Regions from separate parts of the Homo sapiens genome. Here region 1 is linked to region 2. A link is an interaction called in ENCODE POLR2A ChIA-PET data of the cell type or tissue named here. Cell type or tissue: PC-9. All regions are shown on one strand. Links, peaks and the distances in the headings refer to the core of each region. The heading gives the core; the rest is flanking DNA.

Region 1 (8,331 bases), core at 64-8,063, 68 kb before region 2:
TTGAGAATTTAATCTTCCCCCCAGGGATACTATTTATTCTGTTATTCATGCATCACGGAGAAGAAAGCTCTTACCACTAAGGATCTGTCAACTTGATTTTCTCTTAATCAGCGCTTATGTCCATCTTTCTGCCAGATCTATGTCTTCTTTGACAAAAACATGGAGCATAGCAGTTCTTTTCCTCAGAGCAGCGCTAGACCCCAAATACTTTTCGGTGGAAACGAGACAGCCCCATGGCCTGCGCTGCTGTAAGATATCTCATCCCTGCACCTCAGTGTCTCAGTCCTGGAGGATACGGGCTCCCCACCTTCCACGGACCCCGGCACTGCGGGTTGCACAAGAACCCAGGGCGTCGGATACATTTGGCATTTCAGACAAAACAAAGAATGTCTTAGTAGGATACATCCCAAATGTCGCACGGGACGTACTTACACTCAAAAATCAGTCACTGTCCGTCTGGTATTCACATTTAACTGCGTGTTCTGTGTTTTTATTTACCTAATTGCGCCTGAGTTACCTAGGGGGACATTTGGAATAAAGAAGGAGCCAACGACAAAAGCAGGAAGGGCTCAGGGAAAGCTGGGGTTCGGGTGGGCAGGAAGGGCCCAGGGGAGTACGACAGAAGGTCAAGGAGGACCCTGCAGGGAGGAGGGATTGGGCAGAGCCTGGGCAGCTCCACTAGATTTTCTTTTCTGTTTTTCTTTTTTTTTTTTTTGAGATGGAGTCTTGCTCTGTCGCCCAGGCTGGAGTGCAGTTGTGCGATCTCGGCTCACTTGCAAACTCCACCTCCCGGATTCAAGCAATTCTCCTGCCCCAGCCTCCCAAGTAGCTGGTACTACAGGCGCGTGCCACCATGCCTGGCTGATTTTTATATATTTTTTTAGTAGAGACCAGGTTTCGCCATGTTGGCCAGGCTGGTCTTGAACTCCTGACCTCAAGTGATCCGCCCACTTTGGCCTCCCAAAGTGCTGGGATTACAGGCGTGAGCCACCATGCCCCCCCACCAGACTCTCTTTTCTTTCCTTTTTTTTTTTTTTTTTTTCTGAGTCTTGCTCTGTTGCCCAGGCTGGAGTGCAATGGTAGGATCTCGGCTCACTGCAACCTCCACCTCCCAGGTTCAAGCAATTCTCCTGCCTTAGCTTCCCGAGTAGATGCGACTACAGGTGCCTGCCACCATGCCTGGCTAATTCTTTGTGTGTGTTTTGGTAGAGACGGGGTTTTGCCATGTTGGTCAGGCTGACCTCGAACTCCTGACCTCAGGTGATCTGCCTGCCTCGGCCTCCCAAAGTGCTGAGATTACAGGCATGAGCCACCGTGCCTGGCCACTAGATTTTCAAAGAAGGTGAGGGAGCAGCCAATAGATTTGAAGGGAATTAGTGACCCACTGTCCCGGTTTGCCTGGGGCTTTTTGGTTTTCACCTGGAAAATTCTGTGTCCCAGGAAACTTCTCAGGGATTTCCAGCCTAGGGAACTGGGATGGCTGATCACCCTAAATAGGAAGGATGTTCTAGATAGAGGAATGTTCTAGACAGAGGAAACAAAGTGCAGAATCACCCAGGTGTCTTTGCCTCCTAGAAACAGCTTGACTCTGTCCTCTCTTCCCTTGCAGAGGGGCATTGGGGAGTTGGGTTGGGTTGGGTGAGTGAGGCACTTGCCTTGGGTACAAAACGTGCAGGGTGCCAAAAAAACTCAGTGATCAGGATAAATAATATTTCAGTGCAATATTTGTAAGTCCAAATTAATGTGAAATATCCATAATGAACAAATTATCAAACATTTAAATAATGTTCCTTAAACATAGAACTACTGTATCACCCAGCAACTGACTTCCCAGGTATAGGAATTGAGAACAGATGTCCAAACAGATCCTTGAACACAAATGTTCATAGCAGCAGTCTTCATAAATGCCAAAGGGGGAAGCAACTCAAGTGTTGATGAGCTGATGCATAGATAAAAAGTGGTCGATCCAGCCAGGCGTGGTGGCTCCCAGCATTTTGGGAGGCTGAGGTGGGCAGATCACCAGAGGTCGGGAGTTCTAGACCAGCCTGACCAACATGGAGAAACCCCCACCTCTACTAAAAATACAAAATTAGCCTGGTGTAGTGGTGCATGCCTGTAATCCCAGCTACTCGGGAGGCTGAGGCAGAAGAATTGCTTGAACCTGGGAAGTGGAGGTTGCAGTGAGCCAGGATTGTGCCATTGCACTCCAGCCTGGGCAAGAAGAGTGAAACTTCGTCTCAAAAAAAAACACAAAAAACAAAAAACAAAAAGCAAAGTAGTCTATCCATATAACAGAATATAACTCAGCCATGAAAAGGAATGAAATATTCATGCTACAGTATGGGTGAACCTCAAAACATGCTGAGTGAAAGAAGCCAGACCCAAAAGGCCATAGATTTTATGATTGCATTTATACGAAATGTCCAGAACAGGCAAATAGAACAGATTTCCCCTGACAGCCCTCAGAAGCAAACCACTCTGCCGACACCTTGATCTTGGACTTCCAGCCTCCAGAACTGTGAGATGATGCATTTCTGTTGGTCAAGCTGCCTGGTGTGTGGTACTCTGCTATGGCAGCCCAAGCCGATGACAACAGTCTCGCTCGTCAGACTGGTGAAAATGTTAAACGTTTGCTAGCATCCAGCTGGGGATTTGGGGAAAGAGGCACTTAGATTCTAAGAGGCTGTAAACGGGTGCAGTATTTCCAGAAGGTAAATACTCATCACTTTTTAGTCCTCTAAAGTATTTTGGGGCCAGACGCAGTGGCTTATGCCTATAATCCCAGCACTTTGGGAGGCTGAGGTGGGTGGATCACCTGAGGTCAGGAGTTCAAGACCTGTCTCTACTAAAAACGCAAAAATTAGCTGGGTGTGGTGGCGGGTGCCTGTAATCCCAGTGACTCCGGAGGCTGAGGCAGGAGAATTGCTTGAGCCTGGGAGGCGGAGGTTGCAGTGAGTCGAGGTTGTGCCACTGCACTCCAGCCTGGGCAACAGAGCAAGACTCTGTCTCAAAAAAAAAAAAAAAAAAAAAAATATGTTGGGTCCCTGAGAAGCAGGTCAGAGCTTTTCCTGCACAGCTCAGGCCTCCAGGTGGAAGCACCCCTCTCTCTTCCCACTGCCCCTCCTTGTGGCCCCCCAGCTGCCTGTCCTCCTCCTGCACACCCACATCCTGGTAGCCAGACGGGTTCCCATATGGCCCTGGGTGCTGCTGATGGGCCTGACTCAGGGCCAGGAAACAGGGGCAGCTGTCCAGGGCCTGTCGCTGAGTCACCTACTTCCCGCCCCCACCCCTCCCAACTGCAGGCGTCAGCCTCTGGCAAGGCCATTAGCAGCCCCTCTTCCTCCAGGCTGAGCTACCCAGAAAACCCCCAGCTGGATGAGTCACCCAGGGCACAGGTGGATTCACGGACTCCCGGCTGTGACCCTGCCTCTGACCAGCAAGGAGGTCCCTGAGGAAGCTCATCTCCCATGGGATGAGTTCACCAAGGAGCAGGAGGGGAGGCTACATGGTGGGGGGCGGGGCTGGGGGCTGGGAAGGAGAGGCTTCCCTGGCACAGAGCCCAGGGCAGTGAAGGAGCGGGCCGGGGGTGGTCTGTTGGAGAAAGAAGATGCAGGTGGTGGGTTTAGGGAGGAGAGAGTGCCACACTGCAGACAAGGATGGCTCCAGCTAAAGAGCCCAGGACTTGTGAGCTGAGCAAAGCAAGACATCAAAAGCGACATCCCCCCTCCACTCACCCTGGAATTGGAGGGGAGAGTTGAGCTTGCGTGGAACTGCGTCTGGGGTGGGAGGTTGCAGGGGCTTCCTGAGAAGCCACCGTGGCTCCCAAGACGCTGGTAGAATGTGTCCACTAATAAAAAGCTGACTAAACACTTTTCAAAGATGCAGCTCTCCAAATTATCCTAGTGACCCCAGGCTTGTCTCAAGCCCATCTCCCTGGGAGACGACAGCTTTCCACGAGGGCTGTGCCACCAACGCTGCAGCATGCGTGCCAGCCACACAGCTCGTGTTCCAGTGCTAGGGGAGCGGGTGCTTGGGCAGCGGGGCACTCCTAGAACTATTCCCACAGCAGACGGCGAGCGGCAACTCAGCCATCCTATGCAAGTGAGATCAATACATCCTATATATATATAGGTGGCTATAAATACACCCACCATGATCCAGAACTAAATGCATCCCCAATCTAACTTCCCCTTAAAGAGCCTAGAAGTGCCTGTGGCCTTTCCAGCACCACATTGTCTGAGGGGAAACTGAGGAAGTGATGTGTCGAGAGACAGGTCTTAACTGGCTGTGATTATGGCTTGCTTTCACATTTCACAAAAAATTTACAACTACGAAAACACATGGACTTAGGGCCCTGCCTGTGGCAGAGCCTGTACTGGCCCACACCAACATTCCATGTCCCCCTCCTCCTTCAGCTCCAGAACTCAAGTGAGCTCAACATCATCCATAATAAAAGACCCTGTTTCCAACCTGTTTCCAAGCCTCTGTTGTGGCCGGGCATGACTCTGGCCAGCAAGATGCATGCAGAAAGAATCTTCCAGAAGGCTGCTTTAAAGATGGCATTCTGTTACCCAATGTCCTCAAACCTCCAAAACTTGCTCTTCCTCCTCTTCTCCCTTCTCAGCTTGCACTCGAAACTCCAATTTCTACTACCTTAACCCCTTAGTAAAAGCACCCAATTGTTTCTGTGAATGAAACAACCCTGTATAATGAACCCATTTAACAAGGTTCTGTCGAATAATCGAATACATATATTAAAAACTCATTCATAGAATGGTATAATTCTATCCATTGATACAACTTTCACCTTAGCCAGATCCTTTGCCAGCTACTCATTTTTTTAGGGGAGCGACTCTAGGGTCTTTTTTCATGACTGCTGTGTTACTGGAGTGGGGCTGGGTGGCGTGGAAATCAGGGAATGGGGGAATCAAGGACACAGACATTTGCAGGGTCAAAGAAATGCCAATTTTAGGTCATCGAGCCATTTCCTCATTTCTTGAGTAGTAACGAGATGGTCGTGGGACTGATAGGTGGTATCGTTCGTCACGTTATCGTCCAAACCTCTCCCTCTGATGAGCCCGTCTTGCAGACATGAGCTTCTCAGCAGCGGTGGAGGTGGTGTACCCTCTCACGTGTTTTTATTCATTCATTCATTCATTCATCAAACATTTGTTGACCACTGTGAAACTGATTGGAACAATTCCTACCGCACGTGATGGAAAACCTCTATGGGCCATTGGCTTAAATAAGAGAGATGCTTCTTCTCCTCTGTTGTGAAACAAGCCTGGAAGTGTGCAGCCCAGGGACCAGGCTCAGGGTCACTGGGACCCAGGCTCCCTCGGCCTTGATGTGTCACCTGAAGCCATCACCTCATGGTCCAAATTCGTTGCCCACCTCCAGCCTTCACGTCCACACTCCAGGCAGCAGGAAGAAGGAATGGAAAAGGACCAAAAAGGGGGCGTACCCATGTAACCCCCTCCACCTGGAGTGTGCTGGACCTCATTCTGTACCCAGTCAGTCCTGCTCACCTGTCAGGTTCAGCTCCCCTAATCCATGCATCTCCTTCCCACGACAATGGGGTGGTTATTTGTACAATAACCATTTGTTGCATACAGTTGGCCCTCCATGTCCACAGTGGGTTGGTTCCAGGAAACCCCTGGCCACGCAAATACCGAAATCCGTGGATGCTCAAGTCCCTTATATAAAATGGCATAGTATTTGCATATAACCTACGCACATCTTCCCATATGCTTTATTTTTAATTTAACTTTTTTATTTTTGAGATGAAGTCTCACTCTGTCACCCAGATGCTGGAGTGCAGTGGCGCCGTTTCGGCTCACTGCAACCTCTGCCTCCCGGGTTCAGTTGTACAAGTGATTCTCCTGCCTCAGCGTCCCGAGTAGCTGGGATTACAGATGTCCGCCACCACATCTGGCTGAGTTTTTGTATATGTAGTAGAGAGAGGGTTTTGGCATGTTGGCCAGGCTGGTCTCGAACTCCTGACCTCAAGTGATCTGCCCGCCTCGGCCTCCCAAAGTGTTGTGATTACAGGCATAAGCCACCGCGATGGCCCTCCCACATGCTTTAAATCATCTCTAGATTACTTATAATACTGAGTATAATGTAAATGCTACATGAATAGTTGTTATACCGTATTGTTTAGGAAATAATGACAAGGAAAAAAGTCTGTACGTATTCGTACAGAGAAACCCATCCTAGGCCTACCTACAAGGACCCAGTCCATAGTGGGTTGAACCCACAGCCAGGGAACTCACAGATACAGAGGGGCCAACTGTAATGGGTCTCCGTGAGGGTCTAACTCCGCAAGGGCAGGGACCCTGCTGCTGATTTCACCACTGCAGCTCCACTGCCAGGCAATGGACGGTTGAGCTCCCGTGCAGTGGGCATGGCCCAGGTGACCCTTGACCCTTGCTTGAGTTCTCAGCTTCAGGGTGGTTTTTCCTGGTGGTGGACAGCGCTTCTAAGGAAGATGGGCTGGCTCGAAGGCAGCGGGGGACATCAGGCTTTCTGCTTGATTTCGATTACTCTAATGGTGACCCACTTTGTCTGCTGCACACTGGGCTGTCTTCAAGATGACAGGTTGACAATGACTGCCATTGGGTCATTACTGAGCAAAGAGCCATTAGCACACTGGCTGTGGTTCCAGCACAGTCTGTGCCGGGAGGCAGGTGTCTGTCATCCCAGGTGTGCTGGCCTCATTTGTCTGAAGGAATCTGCCGACCTCAGGAAACCCCAGCACGCCTTCAGGCCACTGCCTTGCTTGTCTGTAGCCTTCCCATGGTCACCGCACTTCCGGGCCAGGGTCCCAGCCAGGGTTTATACCGAGACCCACTCACCCAGACTAAGCGGGAAGCAAGACGGTGGGTGTCATCCCACGTGGAAAAAGAACTTAGGGACCTGGAGGAATCAGGCATGGGCATGTTTATTTTGAATACATGTGTCTAATTATTCAATGGAGCTTTCTTAAATGAATTCAAAATACATGTGAAGATTTGTTTCCAGTTGCTTAATGTCTTTTTAATAAGGAGGCTCTGACCAGATAACCTACCCTGAAATTTCTTTTTCGTTTGTTTTTTGTTTTTTGTTTTTCGAGACGGAGTCTCGCTCTGTCACCCAGGCTGGAGTGCAGTGGCACGATCTAGGCTCACTGCAAGCTCCGCCTCCTGGGTTCACGCCATTCTCCTGCCTCAGCCTCCCAAATAGCTGGGACCACAGGCGCCTGCCACCACTCCCGGCTAATTTTTTGTATTTTTGGTAGAGACGGGGTTTCACCATGTTAGCCAGGATGGTCTCGATCTCCTGACCTTGTGATCCACCCGCCTTGGCCTCCCAAAGTGCTGGGATTACAGGCATGAGCCACCGCACCCGGCCTGAAATTTATTTTTCTTTTTTTCCTTTCTCTTTCCTCACTTTCCTTCCTTCTCTTTTCTTCTTCTCCTTCTCCTCCTCGTCCTCCTCCTTCTTCTTCTTCTTTCTTCTTCTTCCCTTCTCTCTCTCTCTCTCTCTCTCTCCCTCCCTCCCTCCTTCTTTCTTTCTTGACAGAGACTTGCTCTGTTGCCTATGCTGGAGTGCAGGCTTGATCGTGGCTCACTGTAGCCTCAACCTCCTGGGCTCAGGTGATCCTCCCACCTCAGCCTCCTGAGCTGAGTAGCTGGGACTACAGGCACGTGCCATCATGCTTGGCTGATTTTTAAAAAATATTTATTTATTTATTTTTAGTAGAGATGAGGCCTTGCTATGTTGCCCCAGCTGGTCTTGGACTCCAGGGCTCAAGTGATCTATCTACTCACCTCAGCCTCCCAAAATGCTGGGATTACAAGCGTGAGCCACTGCGCCCAGTCTGAAGTTTCTTTGAAAGCAAAAAAGGAAACAAAAAGAGTACATAGGCCCAAATGAAGACAGCTGAAAGTTTAATGTACCTCAAATTCCAGCCCATGACTAAGGGATGGACTTTGAGTCTCTTTTCGAATCCATCTCAAGGATTTAGGTTTAGAGTTTGTGCTCCTTTAAACAGACTAAGAGCCTCTGTGACAAAGTAAATAGAGAAAATAAGTGTAGTCAAGCTCTGGCAGGATTTGGAAGGGGGCCTAACGTGGAAGAAAGGAGAAGGCTGGAATTGACTAAGATGTGCTATGCACTGGGCTGGATTTGTTCTCAGCAGAAAGCAAGAAAGAGCTCTGGGATGGTAGCAGGGCTCCCACTACCACCGGGGGCCAAAGGTTGCAGTATTTCTCAGGTAGCCAAGAGGCACCCATGAGCCCAGCCCCTGCCCACTCCCTGATGTCATCTAGACACAAGGACATGGGGCAT
Region 2 (8,331 bases), core at 112-8,111:
TGACACTTCATACCAAAACTCGGGAAAAAGAGCGTATTTGTCCTCTACTTTTATGTAATATACACATATCATGGTGTAATCATAAAAGCAAACTTTAAAAAAGTATTTCCATAACACTGAGGAGGGTGAGGAGCGTTCTGGACCGAGGAGGTGGAATATGCTGTTGGTGGGGTCACAGAGGACAAGTTAGCAAGCGTGGCAGAATGCCGGTCTGGAGGCTGCAGGAAAGGGCAAAAGGGCTTCATCAAGTTGGTGAAGAATAACTGTGTCCGAGACTGACTCCAGCCCACAGTGTCTGACACAGTGGGGCAGGGACTGAACACTTGGTAAGTATTTCACTTTGACTTTTAAATGGAAAATAAATTATATTTCCTGAGTAATTCCAACCATAACAATCAAAATTTTAAGAGACAATAATGCAAAATTGTATTTTTTAAATTAAAACAATGACTCACTTGTTGTGTAATGAGATTTAATTTTGTTGATGCTGGCAAAAATCTCCCTACTAAAGCAGTCATTGGTTTAGGGACATCTGTAAGGAAGATAATTAAAAATTAATTGTAGCATCTATCGTTCCTCTTCCACTTACACGTGGATGAAAGTACAAAAGTCTGTTATGGACATGTCCTGTGCAAAGTTATTTCAACTTATCTTGATGCTAGTTACGCATTTTATTCTCTAAAACCTTTCAAGTCAGTATTTTACTTAATATACTCATTTTTCTTTTCTTTTTTGGGGAGATGGTCATAAAGCTACTTGATCTGAGCTTCCAGGGTTGCTCTACTAGGCTAAAACAATGTTGTTAGTGCTCTGGTTCCCAAATTGTGTGCCAAGGTGCCCTGCATAGCCACAGCAAACTCACTAGGAAAAAAAATGTTTGAGATAGGGTCTCGCTATGTTGCGAGGCTGGCTTCAAACTCCCGGGCTCAAGCAATCCTCCTGCCTCAGCCTCCTAAGTAGCTGAGCCTATAGGCATACCCAGCTTCGCTGGATATTTTATGTTTTCTTTTTTTTTTTTCTTTTTGCTTTTTTGAGATAGGATCTTGCTCTGTTGCCCAGGCTGGAGTGCAGTGGCACTACCACGGTTCACTGCAGCCTTGACCCCCCTAGGCTCAAGTGATCCTCCTGCCTCACCCTCCCACGTAGCTGAGACTACAGGCCTGTGCCACCATGCCTGGCTAATGTTTTCATTTTTTGTAGAGACAGGATCTTGCCACATTGACCAGACTGGTCTTCAACTACTGGGCTCGAGCAATCCTCCGGCCTGGCCTCACAAAGTGCTGAGATTACAGGCGTGAGCCAGCACTCCAGGCTGGTATTTTATGATTTTAAAGAAAGCCCAGGGACATCTATTGGATACCACAGGAACTACTTTTTTTTTTTTTTTTTTTTTTGAGACAGGGTCTCACTTTGTCACCCAGGCTAGAGTGCAGTAGTGCGATGTTGGCTCACTGCAGCCTCAGCCTCAACCTTCTGGCCTCAAGCAATTCTCTCACCTCAGCCCCCCAGTCAACTGGGACAACAGGTGCACACCACCAAGCCCAGCTCATTTTTTTTTGTATTTCTTGTAGAGACAGGGTTTCGCCATGGTACCCAGGCTGGTCTTGAACTCCTGAGCTCAAGTGATTCACCTGCCTCAGCCTCCCAAAGTGCTAGGATTATAGGCGTGAGCCACGGCAGCCAGCACTACTTTCGATTTATGTGTATTTTTTTTTCAAGTGGTTACTAAGTTGTTTGGATATAAATACTTACTAAGCTATTTAGACTAAACTACTTAGTACTGGAACTGATAGGTACTTATTTGGTCTACAAGTGCCATGAAAAACATTCTTGAGACACTAAGGGTGTGTAAGCCTCTGTGCTCATGAGTTCAAGTAGAAGCACCTGAACACTTTTTCTCCTCCAGGCCTAGGCATCCTTTGAGTGAGGAATCTCAGACGCAGGCAGCAGGATGCACGTACTTTATTGTGATGTTTAATATGTGCACAGTGTAACAAAGGAGATGCAGGTGGGGGGAGTATGATTATATGATAAGGAACTTGAACTGGAAAACACTATATAAACTCTCTCCTCCTGCAGACCTTAAGGCACTAGGATTTTGTCATGTGCCAGGAGGAAGGGGAGCAGGAAAGACCTTCTCCCTGCCTGTAGAGATCAGAGATGCAGCATGAACCTATAGGAGATGAGGCCAAAGCTCCAACCTCAGCTTCTTCACTGTGAAAAGAGTCAATGTCTTGAGGATATTTATTCTGTCCCTGGACAGGGAGACAATCAGGATGCAATGGGGAGACAGGGAGTCACGCTTTGTCTTTTTGCCCTGGACTTCAAAGGCCAGTGAAACTACATCTGGATTTGCTATTAGTTTCAAGTTATAGGCAAGGTCAGTGAATCACCTGACAGTGAATATTCTCTCGTTAACTCAAGATCTAGGGTAATGTGATTACGTGCAGTCCCCATAGAGAGGCCTAATTTTCAAGAATTAGCATCTCACTTTTGTTAAACACAATCCTAAAATACGTCATTTACTCTTTCTCTAATCATGCATAAGGAATTTCAGAACAATCAAGTACTTACAGGTCATTTCTTATTATTGTGCCAGGTTAAAAAAGTTTCTTAGTCAGGTAAGAATGAATTTCTTAGAATGAATGTCAGACAAATCCTTTGTTATTTCAGAACTCATGGTGATTAAAGCAGAATGATAGTTCTCATTGATTACACTGAAATGTTTACATTAAAATGTAGGTGTTTACACCACACCTGAAGTCAACCCATCAGGTCAGTCTGGGAAAGGCTGATATTTCAATCTAGGCACATCGAGGCACCTATTTGTGGAATTCCTACCAATGCAGTGTCGGTCTGAGTCATCACCTGTTAGGATCACAAAGCTCTCAGCAGCTAGGTGACATGAGGGACAGCTATCCAAGAATTTGAGACAGTCAGTACAGGGTACAAAAATTAGTCTATAGATATACATTTTTATATTCTTAGCTTACTAATATGGACTACGAGGTTTGCCAAATTTCCTATTTAATATCCTGGTTGCCATTTCACTTTATATACAAAGCCAAACATATTCATTTACCAACTTACATATATGACATAGTTTTTTTTATTAATTAACTTTGTACCTGACTGTAGATAATTATTTTGATCTTGATACTGAGGAACCAAATGGAGTGCTTTTAGTTCTCTTGTTCTAGAATTGTCTATACATAGCATTTGTGTGCCCCCTTTCAATTGGCATATCACCTAAAATGAAAAAGAACAATCAGGTTTCATTTTTGAAACATAATTCCAGTAATAATGAACCTAAATAAACTTAAATCTGAGAAAATAGCTTTAATCCAGAAGTTACATTTTAATGGAAGATAGAAAACTATAGATCTGTTTTCGATTTCTTACTCTACACTAACATGCTCTTTGGAGACACCAAAGGGCAAAAAAAAAAAAAAAAAAAAGAAAAACCCAGAAATGTTTCCTGAGATGCGTCCAGTGTGTGAACAGAAAAAAGTTCCTGTGCCTGGCTTTCTCCACAGGTGTCTGATTTAGTTGGGGATCAGGTAGCCATGCCCCAGAGCTTCCTTTGTCCTGTCCTCACTCCACCATTGACATGAGCAGAAGAGGGTGCTGCTCCGCTAAGCCCCAGCCCATTCAGCCCCAGTGGGCACTGAGGCCCTGGCGGCATGTCCCTGAGTCCCTGGGCACGCACTTAAAATCCTCTCTAATTTTACTCCAACTGTCCTTTCCTGCCACACACATGTCATTATTTAACACATGGGGTTTTAAAAACACATCTATTTTATTTCCTACAAGTACAGCTTAGAAAGGTTAGTCCAAGAACTATAAAGTTCTAAGAAGCCACACTGATCTGCTTGGGCCTGAGCAGCACTGTCAGACCCCCCTTGGATACTGACCATAAATAAATGGTCGCAAGCCGGGTGGGTCTGCCAGTCCATCCCATCAGTCAAGCAAAAGCACTGAGGGAACTGTGTGCCCAGCCCTGCTTCAGGCTGTGGCATGTGGGGATAGAAAGGCGAGAGATGCTGTGGCTTCTGCCTGGACACAGCTTCCAATTCTGCTGGCAGAACCACAACTACACAGAGCAGCTGTGCTTTATACACTTAAGTTGCTTATAATCTAGATAAGAGAACCCAAAGAACCATAAAGGACCAATGTTATCAAAGTAATACACATTGGACCTACTATGGTCATTGGATCAATATTCCACATCATCCTGACATCTGATGAGAGGCCAGCATTCATGTTCAATTGGAGTTGTATTTGTATTTGGAGGATAAAGTTATAGCTACACACACACACACACACACACACAGGAAAGGCTCAGAGTGAACTCTGCAGACCTGCCTCTACTGCACACTCCTGGGCCCTATCCACATGGGAGCCTTGGCTCTGCCCTCTGGGGAAATGTGCTAACATCACTCTGCAGTCTTGGGGAGTCGGAGAGTTCTCATCCTGCTGACCTGCTTTTAGGGTCCTAGAAAAACTGCTATCAGAACCCACAGCCCCAAATAGAACCACCGATGGAGAGGCTAATGTTAGTGTACACCACAGCTAAACCAAACTCATGACAGGCTCATTTTCAAGTATTTGCTTGTTAACGTCTATGCCTTACAGCAAGGGCCTCATTTCTAGGAATAAAGAATTGCTGGGGGAAAGGCAATGATCGGTTCTTGGACTCTGGGTGCTTTGCTAAGGGAATGCTGTGGGCGACACTCTCCCCATTCCTAGTCCTTGCCACGTGAGATCTGGAGTCCCAGATGCACCACTTAATTATGAAGACCAATGTAGATGATGTAACATCTCTGTTTCTTACCCATAAAGTGGGGATAAAAAGAATGCCTATCCTACAGAGTTGTTAGGAGGATTAAATAAAGGTGCAAAAATATGACATAAACCACAGCTGTGACTGATTACGTACCCTATACAAGCGTTACCTGTTATCATGAGAGATTGGGACACGAAGGAAGCAGGCTCTGCCCTGAAGCCACAGGACCGTGCCCCACACCAATATGCCAAACCATGAGGCTCAGCTGCAGTCCCTGACCCCAGCACTGCACTAACTGATGTGATTTGTGCTTGCTCTCCTTAATGAATACAGCAATGTCCTCATCTTTGTTCAATTTGCTAAGATGGAGTAGAAATGAGAATCTTAGAGGTGAGATGTGAAAGGCTCATGTCCCTGTTTTGCTAATGAGACAACCAAAAATCCTGATACAATACATACGTGAAATGAAAAACGAGTGAAATGATCAGTCGACTTAGTAATGATGGGGTCCAGCATTTAGTATAATGTTAGTCCTACACATCTTCTTTAGCATAATTACCATTGGGTTGGAATCTTTCTTAAGAGAACAGCAGGAGGCATCCTCTAGTTCCTGGGACGATGGGAACTTGCAACAGGATTCCTGAGCAAGAAGATTCTGCAAAGTTGCTTCTTCCGGATTATTACTTGTAGTAGTACCACCTGCTTCCTTGATTTCAACCTAGAAAAAAGCAATAATTATTTTAGAGAACACATGGTGGACACTGGCTCTTGCAGTTGCATAATTTAGAAAATTGAAATCTCAGTGATAAGTAGAAGTTATGGTGAAACCCTGTCTCTACTAGGCATGGTGGCACACTCCCAGCTACCGGAGAGGTTGAGGCAGGAGAACTGCTTGAACCTGGGAGGCGGAGGTTGCTGTGAGCTGAGACAGTGCCATTGCATTCCAGCCCAGCCCCATCACACATTCTTCCAGCATGCTCAGTAGTTTGAATTAGATGTTCTAGTCAATTGTTTTTTCCTCAAAAAGCCCCAAATCCTTGGTAACGTTTTAATATTATTTATGATGTGTTTATAGGAAGATTTGTAATTAGGTAGTAGCCCTTTCCTGCCTTAATAGTAGGACAACAAACATGAAATGGTGGAGAGTAGGGAGTGGCTGCCAGCTTTGTGTTCAAGCTGTCTTCTGTAACAACTGTCAACCCGATGACAAAATTACCAAAGATATGGAGAAATACAGGGATAATACTGAAAATCAATAGAATTTTTAAAAGTAAGAATCCTCGTGGTTAAAAAAAAATTACAATCAGGATTGTTTCAACATTGGGATGCTGCTTTTTACAATCTGTAGGAATGTGAGGAGGACTGGGAAACCCACGCTTTGCATCCTCCCCTCCCCTCCTCCTCCACCTACACTTGCCCGAGCTGCCTGGACCAGAGGACAGTGGGGCTCCCCAAAGGCCAGGAGGCAGGCCACAGAGCCCTTCCAAAAAGATGGTGGCTCTAAGGTAACATACTGAAGACCTCAAATAAAAATCACAGAGCAGGTATCTTTCAAAATGCAGATAGTGACTCAAATTGGAGCTTGTCCAGCCCAATAAAATCAGAGGCCCAAACAAATCATATTTCCCATGTATGGGCAAATCACTCAGCACAGCAGACTAGCATCTAGGTATAAATCTTAAAAGAGATAAAGTTTAGCTATATTTTAAGTAGCTTTATTTAGAAATTTTAAATTTCATATAAATACACATAAAATTTTCTTCTACTTGCTGCTTTGGGGGATGTGCTATGCACGTCATCCCAGTTTAGATTTAACTTATCTCCCTGTAATCAACAAATACTACTATAATAAATATATCATTTCCTCAGACCTATGCAACTAATATCTGAACTACTTATACTAAAATTCCATTTCTGACCTTTCAAAACAAAGGTCAACATGTGGGAATGAATTTCTAGAAGAAGGAAATTAGCAACTGATCCTGAATATTTACTGAAAATAATTCCATTCTGTTTAAACGATAAACATGTCTGTGCTGTATCTGGTCCATTTTATTAATGAATCAGAAAGCAGTCAATAAAAATTTAAAAAGCAAAGTCTCTCCTTTAGTTTGTCAGACCAGCAATCTCTTAAAATTGGATTAAAGAGAATTTTACTATCTTTAACATCAGAGAATTCTCTTGTGTGTGTTTTGTTTGTTTTTTAAGACAGGGTCTCACTCTGTCGCTCAGGCTGGAGTGCAGTGGTGCAATCTCGGCTCACTGCAGCCTTCGCCTCCCAGGTTCAAGCAATTCTCCTGCCTCAGCCTCCCGAGTAGCTGGGATTACAGGTGTGCGCCACCACACCCGGTTAATTTTTGTATTATCTTCCCTGTTCTGATTAATGCTTTCTGACTCCACTCTGTGAGGAAATGAGCCGAGCTAGGACCTACGGGCAGGAGGCGCTGGACACCAATCCGGCTGGGCAGCAAAATGCAGTTCTTAACATTTCAAGCCCTCTGAGAAAGGCTGTGAGAAAGACCTCTGTCCTGGGAAACGGCTGGGGGAACTGGTGAGCTCTATGGCTCCTCTGAGGACAAACAGAGGTCAGTGGAGGCCCCAGCCTCTGCCCATCCTTTTCCTGTACACTAAGGACTGGCAATTACCATAACAGAAAACCGGAAGAGCAGAAATCCAAGCTCCTGCTGCTCTGGCTTATGATACAGGGTCAGGCTCCAGCCATCTCAATACTGACTCAAGCATTGTGTCCCACAAACGCTTCATCTACAACTTACTAAAATGACCTCATGGATGAGTGGTCTCGTTTTCTGAGCTGGGTCCTTTTTGAGGGGTCGAGAACACATTTTCCTGGGACCCTTTGTTTCCTTTGAAAACTCATTAGTTTTGGCAAGAACAAAGCGGAAAATTATCAGCGGTCATCTACAGCTAGAGAGGGCAGTCGGCTGAGAGCTGGCAAGCATTTCTTTAGGCTCTGATTTACATTGCATATGCTTGAAGAGCTATTACTCATTAGCAAAGGGAAGATCTCACATCTTGACTTCAAGGCCCGGAAAATCCAAGTATTAACTCTGAGTCCTTGCTGTGGATTCCAAGCCTGGTAAAGTTAAAGGAAAAAAAAAATGCAAGATGCAAACACGCCAACCCTCCACCACATTGCGTTTGTTTTCACAGACAATAGTTACCAGCAGACAGCGGGCCTCTCTCCTTAAGCCAAGGATAGCAACAGGGCCCAAGGGAACCTACGTCCTAGCTTTCCCCCTTTTTTTGTTGTCCGCCGTCTGCATGGTTAGGTCAGCTTTGGACGACTGGTGCAGGGCAGAATTCCCTCCAGGGGAAAGGGCTTGGCTGGGCCGATGCATGTTGGATTAGGAAGACGACAAAGAGTATACGCTCTACCGAGAATCAGTGACTCCGGTGGGCTGTGTGTGGTGTCACCAGGGAAAATGCTTGTAGAGGGAAATCCTGGGGTACACTAGCAGCCTCAGATGGGTTGGGGAAGGGATGGAGGGGGAGCTGTGCCCATTCCCCAGGCGGTTCTTACTGGG

What was found. Peaks named below come from ENCODE experiments on the same cell type or tissue, not always from the same donor. Only the 100,000 strongest peaks of a DNase experiment are listed, where the experiment ranks them.
Region 1: POLR2A ChIA-PET joins it to region 2 with 13 read pairs; 9 of 35 experiments call an interaction of 5 or more read pairs at or near these places.

Annotation. Positions count from the first base shown.
Region 1 is chr11:68,674,347-68,682,677 of GRCh38, forward strand. LOC107984343 (a long non-coding RNA gene) reads right to left here. Exons shown (of 3, transcript XR_001748281.1): 3 at 2,561-2,644. Among named protein-coding and RNA genes, the nearest start is that of GAL, 6.0 kb to the right of the region's middle. In PC-9, for the core only: no CTCF peak of the experiment used is centred there; a DNase peak (open chromatin) is centred at 3,325.
Region 2 is chr11:68,741,863-68,750,193 of GRCh38, forward strand. TESMIN (testis expressed metallothionein like protein) reads right to left here. Exons shown (of 10, transcript NM_004923.3): 2 at 8,328-8,331; 3 at 5,346-5,504; 4 at 3,129-3,249; 5 at 456-532. Among named protein-coding and RNA genes, the nearest start is that of TESMIN, 5.5 kb to the right of the region's middle. In PC-9, for the core only: no CTCF peak of the experiment used is centred there; no DNase peak of the experiment used is centred there.